Linked DNA regions of Mus musculus: regions 1, 2, 3, 4, 5 and 7 are each linked to region 6. The links are chromatin loops, found by intact Hi-C in ENCODE. Cell type or tissue: heart. All regions are shown on one strand.

Evidence for each region. Peaks named below come from ENCODE experiments on the same cell type or tissue, not always from the same donor. Only the 100,000 strongest peaks of a DNase experiment are listed, where the experiment ranks them.
Region 1: it touches region 6 in a loop (4-fold over the local background); 2 of 42 quality-filtered maps call a loop at or near these places.
Region 2: it touches region 6 in a loop (2.7-fold over the local background); 3 of 42 quality-filtered maps call a loop at or near these places.
Region 3: a loop joins it to region 6, with 3 times the contacts of the local background. A loop is called at or near these places in 2 of 42 quality-filtered maps.
Region 4: it touches region 6 in a loop (2.6-fold over the local background); 2 of 42 quality-filtered maps call a loop at or near these places.
Region 5: a loop joins it to region 6, with 2.6 times the contacts of the local background. A loop is called at or near these places in 2 of 42 quality-filtered maps.
Region 7: a loop joins it to region 6, with 3 times the contacts of the local background. A loop is called at or near these places in 2 of 42 quality-filtered maps.

Annotation. Positions count from the first base shown.
Region 1 is chr1:44,100,808-44,104,807 of GRCm38, reverse strand. Tex30 (testis expressed 30) reads left to right here and starts at 2,367. Exons shown (of 6, transcript NM_001356297.1): 1 at 2,367-2,480. In heart, a CTCF peak has its summit at 2,283; DNase peaks (open chromatin) are centred at 2,327 and 3,067; H3K4me3 peaks cover 2,539 bases; H3K27ac peaks cover 2,140 bases.
Region 2 is chr1:43,825,980-43,829,979 of GRCm38, reverse strand. It overlaps Uxs1 (UDP-glucuronate decarboxylase 1), which reads left to right and starts at 2,141. Exons shown (of 15, transcript NM_026430.4): 1 at 2,141-2,365. The coding sequence starts at 2,272. In heart, no CTCF peak of the experiment used is centred here; DNase peaks (open chromatin) are centred at 2,009 and 2,849; H3K4me3 peaks cover 2,641 bases; H3K27ac peaks cover 1,911 bases.
Region 3 is chr1:44,118,021-44,122,020 of GRCm38, reverse strand. It overlaps Poglut2 (protein O-glucosyltransferase 2), which reads left to right and starts at 3,248. Exons shown (of 10, transcript NM_023645.3): 1 at 3,248-3,703. The coding sequence starts at 3,522. Bivm (basic, immunoglobulin-like variable motif containing) reads right to left here and starts at 2,053. Exons shown (of 10, transcript NM_144558.4): 1 at 1,747-2,053. In heart, CTCF peaks have their summits at 2,065 (motif pointing right) and 3,212; DNase peaks (open chromatin) are centred at 2,070, 2,610 and 3,140; H3K4me3 peaks cover 2,665 bases; H3K27ac peaks cover 2,618 bases.
Region 4 is chr1:42,849,043-42,853,042 of GRCm38, reverse strand. Mrps9 (mitochondrial ribosomal protein S9) reads right to left here and starts at 1,810. Exons shown (of 11, transcript NM_023514.4): 1 at 1,617-1,810. The coding sequence starts at 1,751. In heart, no CTCF peak of the experiment used is centred here; a DNase peak (open chromatin) is centred at 1,812; H3K4me3 peaks cover 1,757 bases; H3K27ac peaks cover 1,483 bases.
Region 5 is chr1:43,443,358-43,447,357 of GRCm38, reverse strand. Nck2 (non-catalytic region of tyrosine kinase adaptor protein 2) reads right to left here and starts at 1,607. Exons shown (of 5, transcript NM_010879.3): 1 at 1,331-1,607. In heart, CTCF peaks have their summits at 1,141 and 1,758; DNase peaks (open chromatin) are centred at 317, 1,067 and 1,647; H3K4me3 peaks cover 2,763 bases; H3K27ac peaks cover 2,897 bases.
Region 6 is chr1:43,096,874-43,100,873 of GRCm38, reverse strand. AI597479 (expressed sequence AI597479) reads right to left here and starts at 2,164. Exons shown (of 4, transcript NM_133818.1): 1 at 2,012-2,164; 2 at 1-159. The coding sequence starts at 2,110. It also overlaps a transcript of Tgfbrap1 not described here. In heart, no CTCF peak of the experiment used is centred here; a DNase peak (open chromatin) is centred at 2,173; H3K4me3 peaks cover 2,343 bases; H3K27ac peaks cover 2,101 bases.
Region 7 is chr1:43,932,024-43,936,023 of GRCm38, reverse strand. It overlaps Tpp2 (tripeptidyl peptidase II), which reads right to left and starts at 2,030. Exons shown (of 29, transcript NM_001310540.1): 1 at 1,771-2,030. The coding sequence starts at 1,935. In heart, no CTCF peak of the experiment used is centred here; a DNase peak (open chromatin) is centred at 2,103; H3K4me3 peaks cover 2,924 bases; H3K27ac peaks cover 1,832 bases.

The sequences.
Region 1 (4,000 bases), 1.0 Mb before region 6:
CTCTAAAACAATAAAAATGTGTTGTTACAATCCTAGAAGTCACAATCTGAAATGTTTCCCTGGGTTAATTAATATTAAGACATTTAGCAGGGCTGAATCCTTCTGATGTATGGGGTGGGGGTTTCCTAGCCTCTTTTTTTTCTTCTTCTTCTAATGGGGCATTCTTAACATTTCTTGCCTTGAGAACCCTCTCTCCATCTTCCTAGCCTTCAGCTTAATCTCTTAAAATCTCCCTCTGCTTCTCTCTCAAAAGCACCACTGTCTTATCTGAACACTGTAGCAATATGATTCACAATAAGCCAAATGTTCACAAACTAGTAAACGGATACATAAAACTGTTTAATAGGATTCAGTGATAGGAATTATTTGAGAAGAAGAAGCAGGGTACACTTACACATTCCAAGTGCAAGGTGACAGATCAAAGATCTCATTCTGTGACTCCATTCAATAGTCACAAATCATATTGGTGGGTGTCTGGTGTGAAAGGTAAGAGAGGGAATGGTAAGTTTCCTCTAGAAATGATAAGATGCCCTTAGAATTTGATGATAGCTGCAAATGAGTGTACAATTACTGGAAATTGAAACTTAGGACAGGTAAATAAAGCATAGAAAAGGTATCAGACCTGAGCTGGCAATGTGTTAGTGGTAGAGCGGACAGTGGCAGTACGGACTCCATTAAGGGACAGATCACACCATAAGCACACCCACGTCTAGAGGTCACCTTGATTATGTCATTGGTTGGTTAGTCGGGTTTGTTGTTTTCATGTTTTTCTGCAGGAATCTTGTGAATGATACAATGTAAACTGTTTCCATTCTTGCAAGAATTGGTGACCATAAACTGTTTCATGGTATGTTCACTGTCTACTCAGAGTATGTACCATTCCTATGCTCATAAAAATAACTCCAAAATTCCATTTGTTGGCTCCGTTTTTTGTTTTGTTTTGTTTTTGTCTGTCTTTTTAAAAATCACTTGCTCATTTGCCATAAAAAGGCCTGTTTCTGGTCTGGGCTGCTTTTATTCTCCTACTACTGAGGAGAGTTTAAGTCTTGTCTGGCTGTAAGAGTAAAATTTTTCCCTTGCAACATCTCAGTGTTGGCTCCTGGTTTTTGACACTGTAACACACTCAAGAACCCAAAGAAGAGAGGAGAGAGTCTGGGGAAGAAAACGGGCAGAGGAGGGAAAGAAGGAAGACAGGTTAACAGACAATAAGGAAGTGTTAATTTAAAAATGTTAAGACTGTAACTTGAGAAAGCACTTGTCATAAATGGCTTTCCCTTAGTTGTTTCTTAATATGTACTGTGTCAGAAGAGGGCAGGTAACCAAGTGCATAAGGGGGATTTAATTCATTTAGTAAACATTTGCCACGTGTTATCCTAATCAGGAGAGTCAGTCAAATAAATACACACACACACACACACACACACACACACACACACACACTCCTTAAGGAAAAAGACAAAAAGGACATGTAGATGAAGTCCTAAGTAAAAGCTGCAATCTGAGGAACTGGAAGAGTCAAACCTCTGCAGTTGGGCTTGCTTGGTAGGTTTGGGGTGAAGTGGCAAAGCCCCTGAAAGAACAGGAGGAAATTCTGATTATTTGGCTCTAAAGAGGAAGGTACGAAGTCTTTGGGTGGGACTGAGTGGATGGGTCCTATATACCCTCAGGGTTATCCAAATGAAGTGATGGGCACAAGGATGCTAGCAACCCACCCTTCTGATGACCGGTAGACAAAGCAGGCAATGGTAATGTGGGAGGCTTAACCTAGCCTGGCGCACAGGGAATTACGAGGTCAAGTCGCCAAAAAATAAAAATACTTTAGGTGAATGGATAGATAGATGATTGATAAATGAGAGAGAGAGAGAGAGAGAGAGAGAGAGAGAGAGGAGAGAGAGAGAGAGAGAGAGAGAGAGAGAGAGAGAGAGAGAGAGAGAGAGAGAGAGAGAGAGAGAGAGAGAGAGAGAGAGAGAGAGAGAGAGAGAGAGAGAGAATGAGAGAATTTTAAGTGCAAGATTTTGTTTTGGGCCGCATGCATAGCTGTCCTATGCCCGCGAGGTACTGAATCGTACCCGCCTGAAATGCAAAGGGATAAAGAATTCACGGCGGGATGTGAGGAAAGAAGTTGTCAGGGTTGACTCCGTGTCTTCCGATGGGCTGATCAGACCGGAAGAAGCCAAGGCAGCGACAAGAAAATCCTTTCCCGCGCTCGGCTCGGCGGTCCCAGCATACAGACTCCGGCTTCAGGAGTCCAGCCTCCAGGCGCCCGCGAGGGGCGTGGCCGAGCTAAAAGCCGGCAGAAAACTCTCTTTCCCGGCGAGCCTCGCGGCGCGCCCCACGAGCCCCGGGCGAAGCCTGCGTGCGCCAGCGCAGTAGCGGGCCGCGCTGACGGGGGCGGCGAGGCGGTCGCTTCGAGCGTGTTAGTTCGCTCCCTGAAGAGAGTGAGGGCGGTTGGGCGCTGGCGGTCACTCGTGCGTTCGCTGGTAAGCGCGGCGGCGGGAAGTGGAGGCAGCGGTGGTGAGGCCGGCCGGCAGCTCCTCGGGGGCTGCTGCTCTCCTCCGCCCGAGGCGTCCGTGGAAGCCAAGCGCTCCCGGCCGGCAGCCGCCGACGGTCTGTTTTGCCGAGGAGGGTGGACACGGGTTTAGGACGACGGGCAGGTGGAGCCGGGCCGCGGCGACTCTCACGAGCTGTTGGGGGTGACGGGAGCTAAGCCTCCTCCCAGACGGGCCCGGGACGCGCGCGTTCGTTAAGCGAATAAACGACGGTTCCCGTCGACCTCTAACCTCGGGTTTGGAATTTTTTTTTTTTTTTTTTTTTTTTGGTCGTATGGTTGGTCGACCCCGGCGATCCTAGAACTCACAGTTTTGTTCGCGCGGTGACAGCCTAGGTAGTGCTGCAGACGGAACAGACAGTGAGTAAATGTTTATTTTTTTTTAAACTGGAAGTCGGGTGGCCGTGGCGTTTGGGGAGCTTAGTGGAAGCTAACTACCAGAAAATAACTACCTTGTGAGTGTGAGTAGCCCCTCCCCCCTAAACTGTTGGCTTGATTGTCCAGGACGTTTGAACCCCGTACCGCATCAGCTATATTTGTTTTGTGTCACAGTCGTCACCTTGTTTCTACCGGGTTGGTGGGTTGGTGCAGTGTTCTCCCTCTGCTGTGGGGCGACACTGAGGCTGAGCCAGGCTTCCGTCCTCCCTTATCTAAAGCGTGGGGGGGGGGGGGGGGGCGGAGATAACAGTCGCTTCGAGCGCTTACCATATGGGACGTTTTCGGTGTTGCTGAAGCAGTCTAGAACAAGTTCATAATGAAGTCTGGAGGAAAGCCGTTTTCCTTAAAATCACAGGTTAGTCTGGAAGAGCTTCCCAGGTTGATATTAACTTAAAAACATGTATCTAAGTGTACTGTTTTTCTGAAATCCCATTAAAGTGACAGGAAAGAGTTCTTTATGGGGTTGGTTGGTTGTTTTGTGTTTAGTTTTGTTATTGTTTGTTTTGTTCTGTTTTTGAGACAGGGTCTTGCCCAGTCTGGTCTCAAATTTGCAGATTCTCCTTTCTGCCTTTCAAATCCTGAGATTATAGTCAGGCCCCACCCAACCTGGCTTTTGCGAGGGTGGGGGGGTAGTCACTGGGAAAGACACCTTGGAGATATTAACAGTTGAATAATGAACTCTTAAAAAGCAGTGGTTAAACCAACGGGGGGGGGGGGAATCTATAAAACTAGTCTGAATTAATAAAAGCCTTCAGATCACACAAAAACTGGCAGTTCTTGATATATTTGGAACTGGAAGGGGAAGTGCATTGATGTGGATAGAGGTGCAAGACTAATATGTTAGTTTAAGTCTTTTTAAGGAGCAGTAGGGTATTTCCATTAGTTTCCCCATTTCACTCTCTTGAGTGATTGTGTTCCCCAAGTTTAAAAGACTAGAAAGAGCACAGAGGAGAAAGAAGAGAAGAAAAAAGAAAAAAATTAGAGGCTTATTTTGACAAAGGTTTTTTTTTTTAA
Region 2 (4,000 bases), 730 kb before region 6:
TGAATTACTCTGCTTCTGCTGAGTCCTGCATATTAAACTGGGTCCTCTGTGCTTTAATATGAACAAATTGATATCCTTGCATGGAGTCTTCTGCTTTTATCTCCCTCCAGACTCTATGTTTCATTCTGCTGAGATGTTTTAGTTATTTCCCACTGACATTAAGCAACGCCCCCCCCCCATCCACAAACACACACACACACACACACACACACACACAACCCAGCTGGATCTGCACACCACCTTCTAAAGCAGATTCTGCCACCACATCATTAACTCTTCCTTTGCCTTATGCTGGTCACCTGCAAGCACAGGAAGTATGATAGTAAAGTACCTACTCTTGTATGTGTCCACATACATGTTGTCTTTCAAAATTATCACCTTAAAATGAACAATCTGCTGTTCTTCCCACATGCTCTCTTTTATATATGACTTGATGTTTCTTACTATGTTATAAGCTGTATAGTTGTATGGTGATTCCCTCCCTCCATTTGACTCAGTTCAGTACCATCTCCTTCCCCTGTCTATGCCCTTGACTATGTGTCTTTGTCAATGGAGACAAACAGGGAAGAACATGAGGAGAGAGACTATTTTATGGAGGTTTTTCATGTTTCAGCAGCTTGCTTCTTTGGAGCTCTCGTAGTAATTATAATCCAGTTGCACTCCAGAAAACCCCATCAGAGCAGATATACCTACCCAGCTCCACAGCCCCTAGTGCACAGGGAATATCATTCAACTCCATTTCCTTTCCTGGATGCACTTAAGATATACACCATAGATCTGTACAATGTTACAGACAAAAGGGTATGCATTTATTATGACAATTTCCTGACAGATGGATGGAAGGTATCTTAAGGAAAGAGGACTTTTCTGATTCTATCAAATACCCTAAGGCCTAGCAGAACATGTGTTTCTGAAGACTCTTTGTATGCATTCCCTTAGGATATAGCTTGACAGGTACAATACAGTACTGGGTGATACAGTCCAAAATCAACTGATTAATTCACCATTTCCTATCACTATTGCTCAAAGCAAAGTTTTATGGGTCACTTTTAGGAACCTCTGTGTTCTACACTATTAATGTAGTTACTTTTGACAAGAGTCTGCCTATTTGATAGGATGTGGAGCTTTTGCTCTAAATTGTCCTTTCAATGGATAGTTTTTAGTTCTTAAAACTCACCAGAAAATTCCTGAATTGGAAATGACTTACAGATGGAGACATGAAAATCCAGAGTCACAGTCTCCGGTCTATGTTCTTCCCTCCTTAACCATGCAGACATCCCAACATTACAGTACACTCATACAATCTGAAGATGGCAACCCTTTCTTCATAGGTCTTCAAGCAGCCCTCATGTTTCTATCTTTTATCAGGGTTGTTATGAATGTGAAACTGTCTGCCAACACTGAGTCTCATTAATATTCAAACATCTGAGAGGAAAAGTACCTCAGATCTCATTGTGCTATGCTTAAGGAGAAGACATAACCAGAGCATTCTGTCTCGCTTTTGGTAACTATGATCAGGCAAAGTGTCTGTTGTTCTGAAATTATTCCCATACACTTTGTACCAGAAATGATCCCTGCTCATTTCTGCTGTTCCCACTGCAGTGTGGTTTGTCCTAAATTCCAACGATTAACAACCTCTTCATGATAATATACCCTTCATCTTTAAAATAAAGAAAATGAAGAGAAGTGTTGTCGATTCACCGGCGCGTTTGGGATTTATCACTTTCCTGCCTTGCAAAAAGAACAGCTAAGAAGGCAACTTACTAGCCCCGCACTCATAGAAACTCAACTGTTCACTGTCAAGACACACCAATTACAGCAAACCAGTTCTTCATCTCCAACAGCGCGAGGCCACAGCCCAGCCGGCCGTGTAGGACTAAGAACGCGCAAGCGCCCTGCAAGTTGCAGGCGAACTTCCGAGATCCGCGCCAAACGTCGAACGCTACCCCAGCAGCGAAAAGGGGGCAAGCACACTGGGCTGCGCATGCGCGCTCCGAGCCACCCACTGTGCCCACCCATCCCTGGTTGATTGACACCATCCTGAAAACTCAGGGATTACACTGCGCTTGCGGGGAAAAGGAGGATGAGGGCGGGGCACGGCTGTGGGCGGAGCCGGAGGCCGGGACCCAGCCGCGCGAGCGCAGTGGTTTAGCCGGCAGGAAGCCGGGCGCGCGGGGGTGGGGCTGGTGCACGGGGGCGGGGCTCGGGCCGCCGCGCATTGTGCTGCGGCTGGCCGGCGCGGCAGGCCCCGGACCCGAGCGGTTCCCGGGCATGGTGAGCAAGGGGCTGTTGCGCCTTGTCTCTTCAGTCAACCGCAGGAGGATGAAGCTTCTGCTCGGCATCGCGCTGTTCGCCTACGCCGCCTGTGAGTGCGTGCGCGGTGGGCGGGAGCCCATTCATTCCCGCGCGGCGGGGAGCGGGCGCTGCGGCCGAGCAGCAGGCTGTTCAGGGCCGGGGACCGGTTCACAGCTTCCACGAGGCTGAACTTGTGCTGTGGAGCCGCTGGCCGCTTTGCTTGCTGCCCGCTTCCGCGTAGGCCCGGCGTCGGACCGGTGGCCGGTGTTGGGGCCTTTGCCCGGGACGCGGTGGACACGTTCCCCGAGCTGTAGACACTGCGGACTCGGCCAACCTCGCAGCGCCCGCCAGCTCGTACTGACCCGAACCGCTGTGCTGTGCTGTCCACAGCACCCAGGGTTAGGGTTAGGGTGAACCTGGAGAGTGCGGCGCGGGGACATCCTTGGGGACGGTGCTGGTTAAGTAGGATAAAAATATTATAGCTATTGGCAGGGTCCCTGCTCCGACTGTTTGCTCCGCAGGAAAATTACTCAGCAGCTGAGTGTTGCCATTCTCCGTGGATGCCCTGTGTGGCCATGCTCTGATATCCTGTCTCACACTCCCCGCTCCCCACTCTCCTCCCGCGCCACCAGGTACTCCTCCAGCGTGTCGCGGAAGGAGGCACAGCATAGGGGGCAGGCGGGGCGGGTGTCAATTGGATCCTTAGCCTGTTTATCTTGAGGGGCCCTCAGCTTCTCAGAGAAGGCAAAGTCTAGTTTTTTGGTGTTTGTTTGTTTGTTTTTGCTCTGTGCAACTGGATATAACAGCTATTACTACTTTACCAAGTACCAAAATTGGGCTAAAAATAGCTCTCAGAGTGAGTGAGCTCCTTCTGAATCCTGGCCACCCAGGCAAACATACTCGAATGAAAACTGCTAAGTGATTGAGTTTCCAGGGTCTGATTCCCAGGTGAGTAGGTACTTTGGAACGTGGGTTCAACTGATGGGATGATGGTGTTAGTAGGATGCAGACTGGCTGCTACAGCTCAGCTGTTGCAAGAGGAGGAGGAGGAGGAGGAGGAGGAGGAGGAGGAGGAGGAGGAGGAGGAGGAGCAGGAGGAGGAGGAGCAGCAGCAGCAGCAGCAGCAGCAGCAGCAGCAGCAGCAGCCAGGAAGCTCTGGAAAGGCTTCTGGTTGCTAGGAGAAGTTTTAGATCTGGGTGGCTTGGTAGATTTGATTGGTTTCAGCAAGGAAGGAAGAATTAACTTCAAGTGTGGTCTGTATTGAAGAAGATGATTATTCAAGAAAAAGACCCCTTACAGCTGAGTAATTATTACTGTTTTATTAGTAATGCCTAAGTTAGCTGAGTGCTTAACTGTATGTATAGGTATGATCCTTATCCTGCCAGGGGTAATACAGGTAAATATGAATAGTAATAGTGTTTTATGGGTGAGAAAATTAAAAGCATGAGGGATTAGCACCTTTATCAATCTTAGAGGGCCAAGATTCATTCCAGCCCGAAAGGCAGTGATCTGGGTCTAGAAGTCAGGTCTCTGGATAGCAATTTCAGGGCTGATTTACTTAGGGAGGGATACCGAAGTGAGGCATAGGTGTTTAGAATTGATAATAGGGAATTTATGAAGCTATAGCAAGAGTTTTCATTTGACCATCATGTTTCTCTCAGTTGTTAACATTGTCAGTTGTAGACAGTGGTAACAGGGCACAGCA
Region 3 (4,000 bases), 1.0 Mb before region 6:
ACACAGCTACTTCTGATCTAGCCCAGTACACACCGGGCAAGACCCTAGCTCAAATAACCAAAGCTAACCAAATAACATTGCCAAGGGAAACAGGTTCATTTATGAATGAAAAAATACAATGGAAATTGCTAGGAGATGAAGCTGTTAAGAGTAAAACACTTGATTTATAAAACATGCAACCATCTGGTTTTGGATTGTATGCTTTAAGCAATGGTCACTGAATAAAAATAATCTCTTTGCTCTCATTTTATCTTAAAAAAAAACAAACAAACCTGCCATCTACCTGAAGATTTTACATAGTTGTCACTGAAAATGAAAGATATCAACATTTCCTCATTTGAACCACTGTTTTATGTGAATATCTCTGAAAATACATATATTTATAGGTTTGATGACACAAAGTATATTGTAGAAAATTATGAAATATCAGAAGATATTCACAGAAAATGAAAAAGAATGACCCAGAACCCATGCTGGCACTCTACTTCTTTGCATCCCGTGACTGATCTGCATCTCCACCCTTTGTAGTTAAACTCTGAAGGGCTTCTGCTATGGTATCCTTAGGACTTCACTCAGAGCCTGCTTTCTTAGAATGAAGAAAGCCACAACTACTGGAAACAAGACCATTACAGGCATAGATTATTCTAGTAAGATGCAATGGTAGTCTCAGGGAAAACGGAGTTATGAAGGCTGATTGATTGTCCAGCACTGTATCTGCAGCTATCTGGGGTTTATATCTGCTTTTATCTTTATGCTTATAACTTCATGCCACCCACCCTTTGAGCTGTTCTTTCTAGTCTGATCCCTGCATAGACATCAAAGAGTAAAGTCTGCTACATATATATCCTCATAGAAATTTTCTGCCTAAGGCCCTCAGCTATTGAAGCAAAAGATCAACTCCTTACCCTACATACCTTCTTCTGTCCTTCCACATTACTTTTTGGTTTTCTGAATGTTGTCTTCCTGTAGCCCCTTACTAATTATTCATTCTCATCCATCTTTCAAAGTTATACTCAAATGTCACTTTCTGAAGAACTTTTTTTTTTTTTTTGCTGTTCTAACTAGGCCAGATACCCTATCCATAGTGAGGAACTTTTCTTTCTAGAATATGATTAAGCTTTCTAAATGTGTGTGTGTGTGTGTGTGTGTGTGTGTGTGTGTGTACACAAATGGTTAACTCCTGAAAGTCTAGTTTTCCTGAAATTGCATCTCCAGGCCTAGTCTTGTAGAAGCCAGGTCTAACAAACATTTTTAGGTGTCTACAATGCACTAGGCATTATTGAAATTGTTCTCCCTCGTTTTGATTAACATATTAGGACTTGCGGAATACCACTCAATTTATTCACAGTATCTCATAAGCAATATAAACCCCAAGCTTCTAGGACGGCACTAGAGGAATGACTTATGAAAGTCTTTGGAATGAACAATTCTGTCAAATAAACATACTGTTTGCAAAACCGATATCGATTGCCTGAGTTTATTCTTTTCCATTTATGTGCCTTTCGTGTCTACATGCTGAAGTATCACATTCAGTAGAGAGCTAGACATCCAATAAAATCTCAGTAAAGCCTTCCACATATCACAAACAGTATAATCAATATTCTGCATAGAAAGCAACTGAGACCCAGAAAAGTGTTTTGCTGAGGATTGATAAGAGCTGCTAAGACAGCAGCCAGGTGCCCCCCCCGCCCCCCTTTTCTATCAGCGCCCTTGCCTAGACTACCAGACCAGACCTGGGAGGCCTACCTGTGAGTATGAGATTCATGCAGCACATGATGCCCTCTGGAGTTCAGACTCTGAGGAGCCAGGAGACTTCCCACTGCCCCCTCTTTGAGGCTCCGAAGCACCTGAAGGTGACAAAGGTGCAGGTGGAGGAGAACCGGGAGAGCAGGGATGTTGCAAGTGCAACTGCTGCAGCGCTACTGTGCCGGGTTCCCACTACTGTCCTGCGGTGGCCAACCCAGTGCCAGGCGTCCCTAGTCCCCACTGGCCAAGACCAGATCTAAAGCCTTGTAACCTCCTCCCGGCCTGCTCCCTCACTCCCAGCCGGAAGAAAAGGCTCGCCAGGAGGGGGAGCGCGCAGGCCTGAAGGGGGCCGCTTCCTACGCGCTAGGGACTGGAGAGGCTGGTGGCACGCAGACAGTGACAGCCTGAGAGCTGGGAGGGGAGGCCGCGATGAATGATTATATCACCAATAATAACAATAGCGGGGGGGGGGGGGGGGCAGGGGGAAAAAGAATCCCCTTGCCTTGGCTCACAACCAGGCCGTCTATGTTTTCCACGCCCCTTACCCCGTGGAGGGAGGACAAAGCCTGCTACTCCTCTTGACCTCACTGGCCGAGAAGCGAGGGTGCAAAGAGAGGATGGCCACTGCAGGCCGGGTGCCTGGGATCCGCTAGCGCAGCGTGGAGACCCGCTCCTGAAGAGAGTACAGGGATACCCACGGATGCACCCCCCTCAGGCCGAGCTTTCTTCTGGTGATTTCTATCCCTTACATCTCTCCTCAGAGACTCAGCTCGACCCAGATCCTTCCAGGGGCGCGGCGGGGTGGGGGTGGGGGTGGGGGTTGTCCTGCAACGAGGCAGTGACGGCGCTACGGAGAGGCGGAGCGCACCGCAGTGCCTGGGCTAGGCCCTCCGCTGGGGAATACCTCTGTTCCTGTTGGGTCCCGGAACTCTGGTGCTGGAAGGCAACACCAGATCTGCATCCTCAAGTCTCCTACCCAAGGCCCAGAATCTTTCGTCCCATTGAGCGCACAAGAATAGCACCGAGTGACTGGGTATCATTGATAACACCTAGCCTCCCTTTCAGCGTTTACTATATACCTGCCATTTGCGGTGGATACCTTGAACAAAATATAAGTTGGGAAATCTTTGCTGTGACTCCAGACATGCTAGTTGCGCAACTGTAGTATTTAAGGTTGCCAGAAAGCCGTGCTCCAAAGTTGAAAAAAGAAGTAGAAAGGAAGGTAGGGGGGGAGAAAGGAGGAGGGAGAGTGAGGGACGGAGGGAAGGGACGAAAGTAGTTGGGGGTGAACTCCTGGCAGGATTTCCGCTAGTCCTATGGCGGACTACATATCCCAGGAAGCTAAGGGGCCCGGGACGCGTTTTCCACTCTGACCCACTCATCCACTAGCAGAAGACTTTACTAAGACTGGTCACAGCGCAGGCCAATCCTTCTCCTCTCACCTTGGCTAGAACTTGCGACGGATTCGTTCCCAAAGTGATGCTCTAGTGGCAAGAGTAACACAAGTTTGTCATTGTCCGGAGAAAGTGGAGCCTGCGGTTCTTAACCAGGTTCAGCAGAACGTGTGGCATCCTTCTCCTGGACATGCCACCGCTCGGGTTGTGACATTCTTGGGCACAGCATAGTCCCACGCGCGGACCCCGCACGTCAAGCGACACTTTAGGGACTTTGACTGCTGCTAGGACTGACCACCGTCCTCCTACCTACCCAGGCTAGCTCCGTCCACTTAGCACGTTTGCATTTATTCGTGGATCTTCCAAGACTCGGTCTTGTAAATGTTCAGCATTTCGCTGCTTTCCTGCCTTTTTCTGGGGACTGTGCCAGCACTTGCCCAGACCGGCGGAGAGAGGAGGCTGAGCCCAGAGAAGAGCGAAATATGGGGACCCGGGCTAAAAGCACACGTGGTCCTTCCTGCCCGCTATTTCTACATTCGGGCGGTGGATACCTCAGGGGAACAGTAAGTGGAGAAATGACTCCTCAACTATTTGAGATCGCGGTTTAAAATAACTCGAGGGGTTTTTGTTCCTGTTGTTTATTTTGGTTTTGTCCTTCATCTTTATATGCCCCGACTCGTCTTTACTGCTGTCCATTTACATTCCAGAATTCTCGAGTGCTGTCTACATCTGGTTATAATAGACTTTTCCTTCAAAATCAACTTTTCTCTGTGACTTAATAATTCTGAAATATGTATAGTGTAAATAATATTGCTAAAATAACAGCTCTCTTCTTGGCTGTTTAGATGGGAATTGAGGCT
Region 4 (4,000 bases), 250 kb after region 6:
CATAAAGTCATTAATTTTTTTATATAAAACATGGGCCCCAAGAGAAATACAGCTATTAATGTTATATGCAGACGTGGATAAGTGATTTTTAATATGAACATTAAGAAACATTAGTATTTTCGGCAGGCACTGTACAAAAAAAAGGTTTCTAAATGTCTTTGTGTGTGTATACATACATGGGGGGAGGGGCTTGTTGTTAGAGGTATCCCACTGGGGGCTGGGCTTTAAGATTTCAAAACCCTGTGCCAACCCCAGTCTCTCCCTGTTCAGGTGTCTTTTCGAAGCAACAGAAAAGTAACCAAGACAATGTGTATGCATGCATCCGTGGGAAGAAAGCAGTGTGCAACCGGAATGAGCTTTAGACATAATAAAAGACACATACATGTATTCCCCCTGTAAATTAAAAAGGTAAAAGGGATGTGACCCAGCGAGGCTCATTTTGTAAAATGTGTTTGTTTACACATAATTATAAGAATAAAGAGAAAGAAGAAGGGTACACTAGGTTCAGAATATAGGAGAGTGAGAGCCACCTGCCCATATAATCATTACCAATAAACATATTTTGTATGCTACAGTTCCTCTCATATGCAATTATGTGTCTCAAAGAGATGTATAGAAGAAATAAAAATGTCCAACACATTTTCCAATTTTCAAAACCAAGAAACCCAGATGTTTAACAGATCAATGGACAAATTGGTTTATGTTACAACATCAAATAACAGAAAAAGGTGGCCAGTCATTTTGTAAAACAGTTCTAAGATCCAGCGTTTAACTTCTCGGCAATATCTGGTGGTAGTACTGCTTTTCCAACATTTCGTACTCTTTCTACTCAAACTGTTCTGTTTTCCAACCCCCACTTGTTTGACCGCGTGTTCTCAATCTCTTGAGACCTCTCTTTCGGCCTGTTCATCTGCCTACTCTTGCAGGACACCATCTGCGCGCTATTCCCTGGGTTTCCATTAGAACCTGCAAGGTAACAGGACTTCAAAGTTAGGTCTCCTCCTGTGTCACGGGCACACCCACCGAAAGGACTACTGGAAATCTCCGGTAGAATATGCCACAGACACTTTAAGTGCAATTACAGCCGAAGCTCGTTTTCTCCCACTTTTAATGAGCCACATTAAACGGGCGACAAGCAAAGACTCAAGCTAGAAATCCCAGCTTCACACCGACCCCGGAATTGAGCGAAGCGGTCAAATTCTGCTCTCCTAATGTCACACACACACACACACACACACACACACACACACACACACACACAAGTTTCGGGAAAATTACAAAAACTGAAATTCCGCAAACGCAGAGCACTTGTAAAAAGTCTCAGTTCGCTCCACAGACTGACTCTGCCCAGGACATCTTCCGGGTCGCGCAGAGTTCGGCTCCCCTTCTCCCCGGGACGAATCACAAGACCCAGGCAGCCACCCAACTCCATCTGCCGAACCCTTTGCTCCTCAAAGCCCAGGGAGAGGCTGCAGAGGATCCGTCCGCGGCCGATTCCCCGATCCCCAAGCGTGACCTCCGACCTCTACCTTGAGGGCTCTGGCAGCCCTGGAAGGTGGGCCGGCTTCACGTCACCCTACCACACGGACCGCCAGCTCCAGCTCCCAGGACCTTACCTGGAACCTGGTCCCTGTCTGCCAGCCAACCGCCGAGGCTGTCCAGTACCCGGGCCTCTGGCAGAGGCTAGCTCTAACAGCGGGAGTGAACCAAAGGGAAAGCACTCGGCCGCAGGACACACAGGGGGCGGCCATGTTGGCCGTAAGAAACATCCTGGCGGGAGGGGAAAGGGGTGGAGCCTGGAGACTGCGCAGGCGCAGACCTCCCAGGCGGAAGCGCTTCCTTAGCAATTGCAACTAGGGGCGGAGTTCTGTAGTCCAGCCCCTCGCCGCTGATTGGGTGCGCGGCAGCAGGTTGCCTTGCACATGGCTTTCGGCTTACTAGCAGCTGTAGTCCTAGCTGAGTTCCTGGTACCCACGCTCAGACAAGCCTTCCACAGTCTTATTCTCACTCCAACAATCCAAGCTGGCTTTCCTGTCCGCTTGCCTTCCCGCAAGGGCCTTCTGCTCCCCCTTGAACTTGCCCGTTTTAAAGATCTGTTTCAAGACATTCTTCTTCCAGCAACTAACCATTCTGGCTTCCAACACATTGTGTTGACTCTTAGCTGTCTGACCCACAGGCTGAGGAAAAGCACCTCCCTGCTCAACTTCATGGCTCTCCCTGATTGCCTCTGAGCCTTAAAGCCATTAAGAGTGGCTGCAGACACAGGAACTGTCTTTGCCTTCTGAAACTTGAACTTCCTAACCCTAAGTCTAGGGTTATCTCTACCAGATACAAGTGGTTGAATAAATCACTCTTAAAGGGTTTTCCAATGTTGAAAATTATCATTGAATAATTTGATAATGTTGAAATTATCATTAGAAGTTTAAAACATACTCAGAAAACGAGATCAAGGTGACCGAGTAAGAGGCTGAGAAGTTAAAAACACTCTATGTTCTTTCAGAGGACCTGGGTTTGGTCCCCAGAACTCTTGTGGAAAATCACATCTATCTATCTATCTATCTATCTATCTATCTATCTATCTATCTATCTATCACATCTATCACATCTATCACATCTATCTATCTATCTATCTATCACATCTATCTATCTATCTATCTATCTACCTATCTATCTATAATTACAGCTCTAAACAATCTGACACCTTCTCTGAATTTCAAGGGGATCAACCATGTCTGTGATGTACAGACACATATACATACAAGCAAAATATTTATACATGTAAATTAGAAATCTGTTTTTTAAGTTATGAAGTAAGTGCTGGCATCGTACAGTTATCACCTCATAAAACAGCTCTAGGGAAATAGAAATTGCATAGCTTCAGAAAAATAGAAGAAAAAAAACCCCTCCAAATAGGATGCTTGTAGTAAAGGGGGGAAATCATTATTTTCCCCTTTGTTTGTTTCCTTTACATTAGTGAAAATCTCTTCATTCAGTGGCAGAAGTCCAGGACTAGTATTTGGAGAAGAAGAATAAGTTAGAGGCGAGGCAGTGCTGGCCAGAAAAGCAGGTAGGCTAACTCCAGATCTTTACCTCTCCCTCTATCTCTCCAAATCCAATCCTCTAGTCTTATCTGTAGCAGAACTGCTGTGGCCTCTTCTCACTCTCTGATCCCATTCCCAGGGGACTAAACAGACCCTGGTAGATCACCCACCTTCCCTCCCTCTGCAGCCCTCCTTACTTCCTCCCCTCCAGCCCATCTTCATTCCTAAATGTCAGCTCTCAATACCAAGAAACACATTGTACCTGGAACCCCCAGTAGCCACAACTGGCTGGATCTGAGAAGCATTCTACCAGGCAACACACAGCCACCACAGACTCCTAAGAACCAGAGAAAACAAACAAACAAAAAACAAGGAAAAGAAACCCACTCAGCAAAAGCAAGACCAGATGTCAGCACCTGGAATTACAAACATCCCCAAACCCAGATGCCTACATGCCATCATAAAAACAGAATAAAAACCAGCCAGTATAACATGTCTCCATTAGATCCCAGCAACAGGCCCGAGAACTGAAACTTAGTTGAAGACAAAGACTTTAAAGTAACCTTCATGAATATGATAGAGGTACTTAAAGAGGAAATTAATAAACCCCTTTAATAAATCTGAAAATACAAACAGTGGAAGGAAATCAATAAAACAGTCCAAGACCTGAAAGAGAAAACAGGATCAATAAAGAAAACCAAAACTGAGAGAAAATCTGAAAATAAAAAATTTAGGGACTCAAACAGGAACCTCAAAGGCCTCACAAACAAAATATAAGAGGGGGTAGTGAGAATCTCAGGCATAAGGGCTCATATGTAAAATAAAATGGAATTTTGTCAAAATAACAGTAAAGAGATTCTCAGGCTTTGAAGACACCATAAAGAAGCTGATACCTCGGTCAAAGAAAATGTTAAATCTAAAAAAAAAAAAAAAAAACCTGACACAAAACATCCAGAAAA
Region 5 (4,000 bases), 350 kb before region 6:
CATGCACGAGAAAGTCCGGTTTCTACCTCTGTATCTATAAACACTTGGAAAGTGAATGGAGGGAGTGCCCACAGCACAGTTGAGATGTTCTGATAAAGTAGTGACCTTTAGACTAGAAAAACCACAGTTGCTAACTATACCAAAAAAAAAAAAAAAAAAAAAAACCCAGGCTGGAAACACACCCAAAATTATTCTCATTCCTCCTCAAAATCTCTGCAGAAAAGCCTGTATTGGGAGAGGAGCAGAGAAGTCTCCAGGGGAGGATACCAGCAAGCCACGCCCACTGGCCAACGGGCTGTTTCTTTTTGGGTCAACCAAGGAGCAGGCCTGTGCACCTCCAGCCCAAACTCGGACCTGTTCATCCCACACACAGACGCAAACTTGGCAAGACTGGCCTTAAACCTGTTAGCAAAATAAGGAGAGCCAAATAAGGAGGAAGCGGCCAACCTGAATGGGTTAGGGTGGCAGGGCCCACTCCACTTGGCACCCAGCTGTGTCCCCAAGCTGTTCACAATACTACTGTAAGTCACCTCTGCTATCCATTAACCACCACCCGCGCACACCTTCCGGGAGGATCGCTGTTGTGTATAAATAACAGCGTTTTGCAAATCAAACCTCTCCACACAATGCCAAGCTAACAGCGCTCAAAAGGGAGGTGCCACCGGGGCATTAAAAGTCACACATCAAATTCTTGCAGAACCACTTGCTTAAATCGCCCTGAATAAATAAACTGAGGGGGCAGAGCAACCGGGAAAAACTTTGGTTGAGGAGGTTTAAGTCTTGGAAATGCGGGACCGGGCGCAGGGACTGGAAGGAACCAGGCACAAAAGCGCCCTGCGCCGAGGCAAGGACCTCCTTTATGGAACGTGACAGCAGCTTTGTGCCGGATCACGAATAGTTCTAAATACTGGAAGTTCTCCCCGGCCATCGCAGCCTCCCGCTTCCTAGCGCTGTGGCCCTCAGATCCCAGGCTATTCTTCCCAGGCACGCGCGCCCGGCGACCTGGCCACTGTTCGGTCCCACGCCCGCCCACAGGCCAGGGCTGCTAGTGTTCCCGAGGGCTTTGGGTCCTTGGTCCCCGGAGTCCGCCCGCGGAGGGCGCCCCACCCCCACGCCAGCCCCAGGCAGAGGGAGGCGAGGGCTCGCAGGAAGGTGTGTGTATCCGAGGTGCGGGTGCCCGGGGACGCCAGGCCGCGGCGGGGCTGAGGGCACCGGCCGGGTACGCAGGGGTACGCGCTCCCTGGCCCTCCCCGGGCGGCCGCGGCCCGCTCGCCCCTCTCTTCCAACTCCACGGACCGGCCCAAGTTTGCAGCCCCCGCCATCGCCTTACCTCGCCGCACAGTGCACGCCGAGGCCGGAGGGCAGCAGCGCGAGTCCCGGGGCGGCGGCCGCGCTGCGCCCGCCCAGATGCCGCTCTTTGTCTGCACCGCTCCCTCCTCCCGCCACCAAGCGGACGCAATTGGACCCGGCGGACCCCGCCGGCCCGGGAGCCCCGAGCCTGCCTGCCGCCGAGCCCTCCTCACCACCACCGTCGCCGCCGCCGCCCGCTCGGCCGCGCGCACCGGCCTGCGATCCGCGGCGGCGACCCTCCCGCGCAGCGCCCGCCTCCGCGCGCTCCCCGCCCGCGCTCCTCCCTGGCTGCCGTGACGCCGCCCAGGGGCCGGCCCAGCCCGGCGCACGCGGGGCGGGGGACCCACCTGGGAGTCCCAGCCAGGCCTCGGGAAAGCGCCGCCTGGGGGCTTCAAGCCGTAACCCGCTCTAGATTGGAGCTGGGGGCACCCGGGAGGGGCTGCTAGGGATAAGGAGGTGCCACTTGCAGCCCACGAGACCGGGTGGTCTCCGCACCCGGCTGTGCGTCGGGAGCCTTACAGCGACCTCCCTACCCCGCCCCCCAAGCATTCCCACGGCACTCTCAGCCAAACAGGCCTGGTGTCTGTCAGAAAAGTGACTTACATAAAAATGTCACTTCCTCCCAGTAATTGCTTGTGGGCATTTTCTTTATTTATTTGCCTTGCATTTATTTACTTTCCCATCCAGACACTTTTTTACTCCATCCCCCCCACCCCCAACCTCCAGGCGGGACCACTTCCTAGTGGGGGAGGAGAGGAAACCCGACCTCAGCTGCCTCCGCAGCGTCCTGGCCAGTTTATTAGAGCCCAGGAATTCTTTAGTACAGGAGGCTGAGAAAGCTTTAGAAGGAAACCTTGCTCTCCCAGACTTGAGTAGTAGCTAACCTATAAGCAAACTTGGAAAGCTAGAACCCTGGATCGAAGAGAAGGACTGGATCCAGAGGTTTCTTCTCCAAGCTCCTTCGCTCCTTATACCCCAAAGGAACCCCTGATATTCAAATAAATTCCGCTTTCAGGTCGGACGACTCACATTTATGTTAATGAGATTCAACCCTAGCCCTTGTTTCCTCCTTATTAAGGCAGAAACAATTCACCCTACGTAACAAAAAAAGAAAAAGAAAGAAAGAAAAGTTGCCTGCCTTCTTATAGGAAGTTCCCAGGCATAAGTAACGTGAGGAAGCTTGGCTATAGTCCTCGCAGCCATTGACCGTAGGCTCCTGAACTGTGTCACCTTACACAGGTGTTTCACAACTTCCTCGGCTTTATCACATGAGATGTTTACCTGCCTTCTATGTTAAGTACCTGGCACGTAGCCTGACACGAGGGCACTAGGAGGCATCCTGTACAAAATCAGCACACCCAACAGTCTCTTCCAGTCGGAGATGCTAGCTTCATCCGTTCTTTGTTACAGACCTCATCTTTGTTACTATCTAGCTTTACAACAATGAAGGCAGAACTCTAACCAATAGTTTAGCCCTACTTAAAATTAGTTTATGCTAAATAAGTAAGACGATATGGACACAGTTTTTAAGCTTTTGCTTTGAAAAGTGGCCTCAGACTCCTCTCACTGATTCTGTATAAGATCTCCAGGGAGATTTGAACAAGAAGGACTCCCCTTGGCTCATATATTTGCAGGCCAGTTAGTAAACTATTTAGATTAGGAGGGTATGTCCTTGTTGGAGGAGATGAGTCACTGGGAGTAAGCTTTGAACTTAGCCAGCACCTGTGTGTCTGGGTGTCTGTGTGCTTGCTGCACAGTGGATCAGAGTATAGCTCTCAGCTACTTCCCTAGCAACATGCCTGGCTGCTACCAAGCTTCCCACCGTGATGACAGTGGACCAAGCCACTGGAATTGTAAGCAAGCCCCCAATTAAATCCATAGATGATAGATCAGTGTGTGTGTGTGTGTGTGTGTGTGTGTGTGTGTGTGTGTGAGAGAGAGAGAGAGAGAGAGAGAGAGAGAGAGAGAGAGGTGTCTTAGGTTTTTTTTCCACATTTTTTTTATTACGTATTTTCCTCAATTACATTTCCAATGCTATCCCAAAAGTCCCCCATACCCTCCCCGCCACTCCCCTACCCACCCATTCCCACTTTTTGGCCCTGGCGTTCCCCTGTACTGGGGCATATAAAGTTTGCGTGTCCAATGGGCCTCTCTTTCCAGTGATGGCCTACTAGGCCATCTTTTGATACATATGCAGCTAGGTGTCTTAGTTTAGTTTGGGTGTTATTGCTGTGAGGAGACACCATAACCAAGGCAACTCTTATAAGGGCAAATACTTCATTGGGGCTGGAGTACCATTTCAGAAGTTCGGTCCATTGTCATCATGGTCTGAAGCAGGGCAGCATGCAGGCAGATATGGTGCTGGGGGAGCCAAGAGTTCTACATCTTGATCGGAAGGAAGCCAGAAGGAGACTGGGCAGAGCTTGAGCACTAGGAGACCTGAAGCCTGCCCCCACAGTGATGTACTTCCTATTCCAACAAGGCCACACCACCTAATAGTGCCACTCCTTGTAGGCCAATCATTCAAACACATGAGTCTGTGGGGCCAAATCTATTTCAACCACCACAAGACAGATTAGTTAGACACAGCTATCGATGATATATATATATATATATATAGAGAGAGAGAGAGAGAGAGAGAGAGAGAGAA
Region 6 (4,000 bases):
GTCATTTTTCACTTCATGATGCTCTCTTTTCTTCTCCATCATCTTCCCCCATCTATTCTTTGGCAAATCCCTCTGAGGCAACGGTATGGCATGCTGGACGTAAAGGTCGGTAAGGTTGTCTTTGTTTACCCTTACTTCATTTTCAACTGCTATGTTCTTCTGTGTGAAAGAAAACAAAAATAACTTCAAAACGCCATCTTTCATTTAAAAGCTGCCTAGCCATGTAACACGGTGAAAGCGTTATGCTTGAGTAAATTATAAAGCTACTTTCACACTCACTAAGAGCCAAACTGTATTATTAGATAGGGTATTAAAGACCCATTAAATTCTATCAAGTTCAGCTTCATCTTAGAGTGACCACGTGCCCTCACTGAGAGGACTGCTGGCCAAGTCCAGAAGTAGAGTCCATTTAGGCATATATTCCACCACCTCACTACCTTCTTAATCTAAATAAAAATGGGACATTGCCTGAGAAAAACAGATTAAAAAAAAGCAGCTACTGAGTCGGACCATTACACTGGTGGAGTAGGAGCTCAGTCTCAGTCTGTGTTTATGTCTCATGTTTCCTTTAATGTGGTGGGTGCCTGAATTTGTTTTGTCTTGGTGCTGGTGTCTGAACCCAGTGCCTTAAGTACACCAAGTACTGGCTTTATTATGGAGACCCCCCCCCCACCTCCAAAACACACACACACACACACACACACACACACACACACACACACACACACAGCACTACTGCAGAAGAAAACTTAACTCTCCATTCTGATGACAGTAACAATAGACCATTAGCAGTCTGCCCCACCGCATTTTCACCATTCAATTCACAGTCCAACCATTTAGGCATATTTATATATATATTTATATGCCTAAATAACTTAAATAACTTATTCTCTCTCATATCCCAGTTCTGTCTCAACATCTTGGAGCACAATATTGCAAAAACACACAGGAAAAATTGGGGAAACGTATGCTTTGCAAAAATGGAAAAAAAACAAAAACAATGCCAGCTGTTTAGTTTGATTTCATTTTTAAGTTGTTGAATCATCTTATTCCTCTTTCATACAGTATATTGCTGGCTTTCAACTTGCATTTACTCTGGGATGGGAGTATCTGAATACACTTGGACAACATTCCCAGAGGATGTCATCTGCTTGGATGGCACTGAAGGGGCTGCCTTCTGGCAGCAGTGCTTACAAGTGCTGTCCTTGGGTCATCAGCAAGAACTCGTTAAAATACAGTATCAGGGCACATTTGGAACGAACTTAATGAGAAGCAGATGATGGGGCTCAATAACATGTTTTAGTAAGCCTTTGATTATCCTGGTGTGAGTAAAAGATTGAGAATCACAGGTTAAAAGTCATTATTAAAATAGTGACTGAGAACTTCAAGAAATTAGAGAAAGATACGGTACTGGGGGGGCAAAACCACATGGAATACAAAACGTGCCACATAAAACTCTAAAGAAACTTTCAGCAGTTCTGCCATTTTAAATAAAACATCACACTTTTCTTTTATGATCTGCTATTATCTTAGGTCACACCGCAGGGGCGGCGGGGGGCGGGGGGGGGTGCATGCACCACCTGGAAAGCTAGGTGCTTTAAGTTCTCCAAACGGTTACTGTGTCCTGATAATGATCTTAAGAAGTAGGTCCATCTCTCTGAGACCCGAGTGTCTGTCTCTAAGAGAGGCGAGAAGCTACCTAACAGACTAATTTTCAGATGTTTTGGATCCAGCCCTGATTGCCCCAGACTTCTTCCCTCCCGGTCTGTTCTTCTAGTCTATCTCTTCCGCAGGCCGTTGCTTGCACACAGGCAGCGGAGGTCGTCTGTCACACCCTTTCCGAGCTCTAGAGGATTTCCCGGGGGTTCCAGTCACTCTCTGGAGGCTTCCTTTGGGGATCAAGGGAGGCAAGCCCCATCCGATCAGTGTGGGCGGGGAGCGGCCACGAGCCTCCCGCAGGCCTGCCTGTCCCCGGCTGCCCGTCCGTCCTCGGTCGGCCCGAGCGCCCCACCTGCTCCAGGGTGAGGAGGAGGAACTCCTGGGATAGCAGCTCAGGGTGCAGCAGCAGCTCCGCGTCCGTACAGCTGCGACCGCCCACATCCCCCGCCATGGTTGTCGCCAGGAGACCCCCTGGCCGGCCTCCCACAAGGCACTGCGGCGGAAGCGTCGCGGAAGTGACGTGAGGGGGCGGGACTCTGGTGTCACTCAGCGCGCCCGAGACGCGATGCTTTTCCCAGAGAGTAGAGTTTATGGCTGGCCGACTCGGCTGACGCACCTCAGCCAAGAGGACGAACTGGGACTGAGAGCGGAGCAGAGTCCTGCCCGGGCTGCGCCGAAAGCACCGGAGGCTAAGCAACGCGAGCTGGCCGCCATTGGTCCCGCCCCCTGTGACGTCCCATGGCAGAGGCCTCAGGGATTCTCCCGACTGCGTGGAGAGACAGAATGGAACAAGAGGGCAGACAGCTGTGACCCCAGATGGCATTGTCATGTCTGAAGCCATGCTTCTTTTCGCTTTTTACAATGTCTCAATCGTTTATTGCCTAATCTCCCTTCTACATAAAGTAAGCCCAAATAACACTCTGTAATCCCCTCTCCTCGGACATGGTAAGCATCAAGTATTGTTCCCTGGAAAGATCTTTAAACCGACCAGCTTACGTGTGGGAAATAATAAGAGAAAGTAGTAGCGCCAGTCCAGCGACTGTTACACTACTCCCCAGATCAGCCTGATGTGCTACTAGAATGCTTGTTTCTGGTATGAGGAAAATGAGCAATAGGACGGATAATTGGAGATCACAGACTGGCAGTGACAGGAACCAAGCAAACTGCCTTTGCGCTTACTAATAATTACAATGAAGTCGTGGTTTTTACTTTAACAAAATATTGTAGGCTTCAACTATATTCTAGTATTTGTGTGAGAAATCTCTTTCATCATTCATAGGAGACAGAGTCCTCAAGTTTTTGCACATTAAAAGGTTGTACTTCATACCTGTTATGAGAGCATAGTTTGTATGCTCTATAATGTATCGTTTTATTGGAAACTGTTGCATTGTTTATGAAAATATGAACTACTAGGAGTCTACCAAAAATATGCTTGAAAGAGTGCTGAAAAATAAATGAGATGTTAAATTAGTAATGAGAGACATCTTGTAAAATTTTCCAGTTTATGTGATGCTTTCAGGGAAGAAACAATTACAGAGCTGGGAGGAAATTTTAATGTTAGTGCTTAAAAATATTCAATCCAGTCCTTTTATTTTTGTGTTTGGAAAGCTGATCTAAGTGACCTTCCCTGAAAGGACAAGTCTTAAAGCTGGGCCAAATGTTCTCAAATGGGATTAAATGCCTTAGCTTTGTAACATTATTGTGCTAGTATATATTCAAATTAACCTTTATATTGTCGTATAATAATGAGTCTGGCATGGATGGCATCATTGGCTCCATTTCCTTCACTATAAGGTTATACTAGTTGCTAGAGTAGCTGTTTTGCAGGAAACTTGAACTTACAACCAAACCCAGTTTTCACTGGGTAAGCTGAGCTGGTCTCACGCCAGTTTCTTCAGGAAACTGCTGAAGAATAATTGAAATAAGGATTATACATGAGGTATGTGTACTTGTGAAGCACTGAGGGATATTAGAAAGTTACTGATCATAGAACTCTAAGAAGGGGCAAGGGGGTCAGTTTTTAAGTAGCCCAGGTATGGATGATTCCCAGGACCACTGAGGGCCCGATTCCTCTCCCTTAGAGCTTTTTAATCTCTGAGATAAAATTATTCTTGTCTCACCCTGTTGTAAAGATTGCACCTAAAATATGTCAAATGCTTCTCCAGTTGCTTCCACCTGGACATTTGTACCCTGTTGATTGACATCAAGGGAGAGAAGTAGCAAGAAGGTGGTGTCTGAAGCAGCCAGTTTCATGTCTGGAAATGTGGTCCCAAGTACTTGCTCCACTACTTGTCTTTGTGGCTTTTTGGACTCAGCACTCAAGCTGACACTTTAGACTCTT
Region 7 (4,000 bases), 840 kb before region 6:
GATGTACACACAGAGCTACAAAATAATTTCCTCAGGTAAGAAAAAAAAAAAAAAATCAAAGTCACCCATGTAAGTTCCTTGCTGAATTTAAACAAAAGATCATGTTTAGAATCTGAGAATAAATGCTGGATGATCTTATGTTTTCTTTTGGTTCAATGTTTTATTGACTAAATGTTAATGTTTGTGTAAATATCAAGCATATTTTCCCTTCAGACAATGACCCAACATGAACTCCTTCTGCTAGCATTTAGTGTTTATTCAGGACTTTAAAAAAAAAAAAAAGTACTTAACACTTTAGCACTGTAAAATCATGTGTGTTGGCTGCTCAATTATCAAGTAATCCTATGGGGTAAAAACTGTTACTTTACAGAAACAAAATACTCTAACCAGAACCAAAAATTCTACAAATGTCCACTGAGTAGTACTACGCCAAAATCTTCAGGATTTTCTGAACCTCTAACGCTAAGAACTAGTGAGCCACTTACCCTAGTTGTTCTCCCACACCCTACAAAAAGTAAACACACACTCCTGTGTATTGGGAAGCACTTCCACTGTGTAATAAATTCACAACGTGTCATTGCTGTTACCAAGTTTTAAACCTTAGCAATTACTATTAATAAAATAACTGTAGTCACTTGAACTTCTAATCAGAGACTCTGACACTGTGTGCTTCAGGGCTCAGGTGTGCACCAGAAAGGGGAAGAAGTAACAAACACTTGGAAGCAGGATTCCCTGAGAGTCCCAGAGTGTCCACACAGGCTTCTTTCCTATCCTTTCCAATAACCTCTAACATGTACGTCAATTACCTTCCCATCCATTTATGTCAATTATTAGGCAGCACAATGAGAAAACTAAAGATTGGAGGAAACAAATCAAGGGCTAGGAGGAGAGGAATTAGTATCCCTCTTTTGTGAGGAACAAGGATAAGATGGTATCAATGTGATCTAATCTATCTATTTGATAAACTGACCACGGACCGAAAAGAGGGTAAATAAACTCTAGTTTTAGTCAGATAAGCTCTTCAACAAAGGTTAGAGAGTACTTATGAGGGGGTTTTAGTAAGAGGCTATTTAAACACAGAATACATTTTATTCAGGCATTTTTTTTTAACATCAGTAAGGTCCCTGCTCTTAAAGACTTCTAACTTGAATAAAGGAAATGAAGTCATTTTTAGGAAGTCGTAATCAAAGTATGTTCTCTCGTTTAAAATGCACATTTTATAAGGCCTGAAAAGTTCGCCCGAAACAAATTAGTCGGGCCCTTTGAAAAAAAAAAAAAAAAAAAGACTAACCCAAAAGATTTCAAGGACCCTGAACAAACACCAGCAAATAACTTAAAAATAGAACAAAAGTATCAGAAGAAACCATTCCGGAAGCGGACTGGGTCGAATTCTGGGAACTCACTTTGCTGGCCTTGCCAAAACGAGTATCTCTTAAACATCACTAAGGATCTCTTCAAGGCTGTTACCCCTATCGTTGGTGCCCCCCACGCTCCCGCGCCCTCCCAGACCTATAAAACTGTAAAATTTTCCCATGCCGAGGTCGGGTGCGGACCCTGAAGAGGTGTGGGGCCTGGAACGCCCAGGCTGACCAGCAAAGCTTCCCCGCGGCCCCCGATCCCGAACAGCCACGCTGACCACACCGCTTTTGTGTGGACAGGGAACAGGGCCTGGAGGTCTCCCAGAGCTGTCCGGGCCGCCCCGGCCCGTCCGGTCCCCGCCTTGTTCCAGGCTCGGCCCTCTGGGCTACGGGCCCTTGGGCGCCGCCTCACCTGCATGCCCGGGGCCCCGGGATCGACCCCTGTGTCCAGGACGGCGATGAGCACCCCGCGCCCGTCATACTCCGGGTAGCGGCACAGGAAGGAGGAGGCCCCGGTCTCCTTCTTTGGTAGAAGACCGTGGAAAGGAAAGGGCTCCTCGGTCGCGGCGGTGGCCATGGACGCAAGCTGGAGGACAGACGAGGAAGAGGCAAACTGCCAGGCAGCGCGCGGACGAGCGGCGCGAGGACACCCGGCTACCGCGGGACGGAGGTGGGGAAGGGGCGGAGCCTGGCCACCAGTACCCAATCGTGTGCGGTCAGAGGTGTCTAGCCAATCATACGCTTCAACGTAAGCTAACGGCGCCGCTACGAGTCACGACGAGGGAATGTTACCCAGGCTGCAGAGCTGGAACGGAGTGTGCGCTGCTGCGGATGACAACGCACTGGAGGGAGGTTCTTGCCTTCCGAGCTGTCACTCTCCGTGAGAAGCAGCGAGAGGAACGGGCTGTCTGCCTGAGGCGTGGGATCCTCGCGACGCCGCCGAGGTTGGCTTAACCCGCTGCGGACCGGAAGCCTGTAAAGTCGAGCGCGGAAGTCTCAGATTTAGCGGCCCGGCCTTTCTGGCAGGGTGAGGTGCTGTTTAGTCAACAGGAAGTGGGTTGTCGGCTGTTTTGTCGCCAGAGTCCCCAAAGCAAAACACGTGACAGAAATGAGCTCCCTCCTGTCTTCGTGGCTTACTTACCCTTGGCATCCGGAATTTCAGAAAAATACCTGCCTTTTCTCCAGTGAAGTTCCTCTTTGTAACACAGTTACCGAGCCATAGTTTGCGGGGTTTTTTTCCCATTAGGATGCACAGTGACAGCAATCGTAAATGGCATTTGAAATTTAAACTACACAGATTATCCAGTAACAAAGGTTGCCAACATTCATAATTAAGAATATTGTGGGGGTGAATTAATATTTTCCTATTTGTGACAAATCTACTCTGTACCAGTGAGAGATTCTGCACGTTTTTTCAGTGTGTAGCCTGCCTGGAGGCCTCTGAAATACTGAGCACCGAACCACAGCCATAAGTGTGGTAATTCTTCTCTTTAGTGGCAGCGACTGCTGTGTCTACTCCAAAAGTCCCAGCAGCAAGAAGGCGCCCAGAGTAATCTTAATTATCCCATTGACAAACTCAAGACACCTTACCACAGAGATGTCTTTAAATGCATAAGATGAAATATATAGGATTATACAGGAAGTAGACGGTTGAAAGAATTATAACAACTTAATTTTTGTTGTATTGCAATAGTTTCATATATGTAAGTAATTACATGTGTGCTCTTTTTAAAATTAAATAACAGAGCCATCGTCAAGTCTAATAACTAATGTTATTTTTAAATTGGAAAACAATTGTAAATGGCATTTGAATATATCTAAACTACACACTTTAATAACAAAGGTTGCCTGTGTTCATAATTAAGAACATGTGGAGGATGAAAATAATTTTTTCCTATTCAATCATGGGCCCTGTGCATTTCTATGGTCTCCAGTTTAAGAGGCAGGTTCCTAGAATCCCGTGTATGCCATTTGTTTCAAACCACAGCATTTCCATTGACTCCTCATACTTTGCTCTATGAGCAAATATATTAAAATATATTAAATTGTAACTTGAAAGAATTTCTTGGGATCAGAATGTTAATTTTTTCTTTTGGATTAAGTTAACTTACAATTACAAAGTTGATGAAAACAATGAGTAAATCTTAAGATTAAAATGAACAAAAAATGGGATGGGAGGGAAGGGAGGAAAGAAAAGGCAGCTTTTCCCTAGAAGTTTGATGAGAATTAGACATATTTCCATTTATAACAGGCTATTCTAGGGCTGGAGAGATGCCTCAGCGGATAAAAGCACTGACTGCTCTTCTGAAGGTCCTGAGTTCAATTCCCAGCATCCACATGGTGGCTCACAACCATCTGTAATGGGATCTGATACCCTCTTTTGGTGTGTCTGAAGACAGCTACAGTGTACTCCTATACATAAAATAAATAAATCTTAAAAAAAAAAACCAGGCTATTCTAGTTATAAGTATAAGATTCCCACGTGTATGTCTCTTATAAAATCAGAGCCATCAGCTGCTACCCTTTGGAGCAAACCCCCTATCTCATCCCCCTGGCCCCCTGCTTATATGAGCGAGTTCCCCCACCCATCCACCAACCCACTCACACCTTACTGATCTAGCATTCCCCTACACTGGGGCATG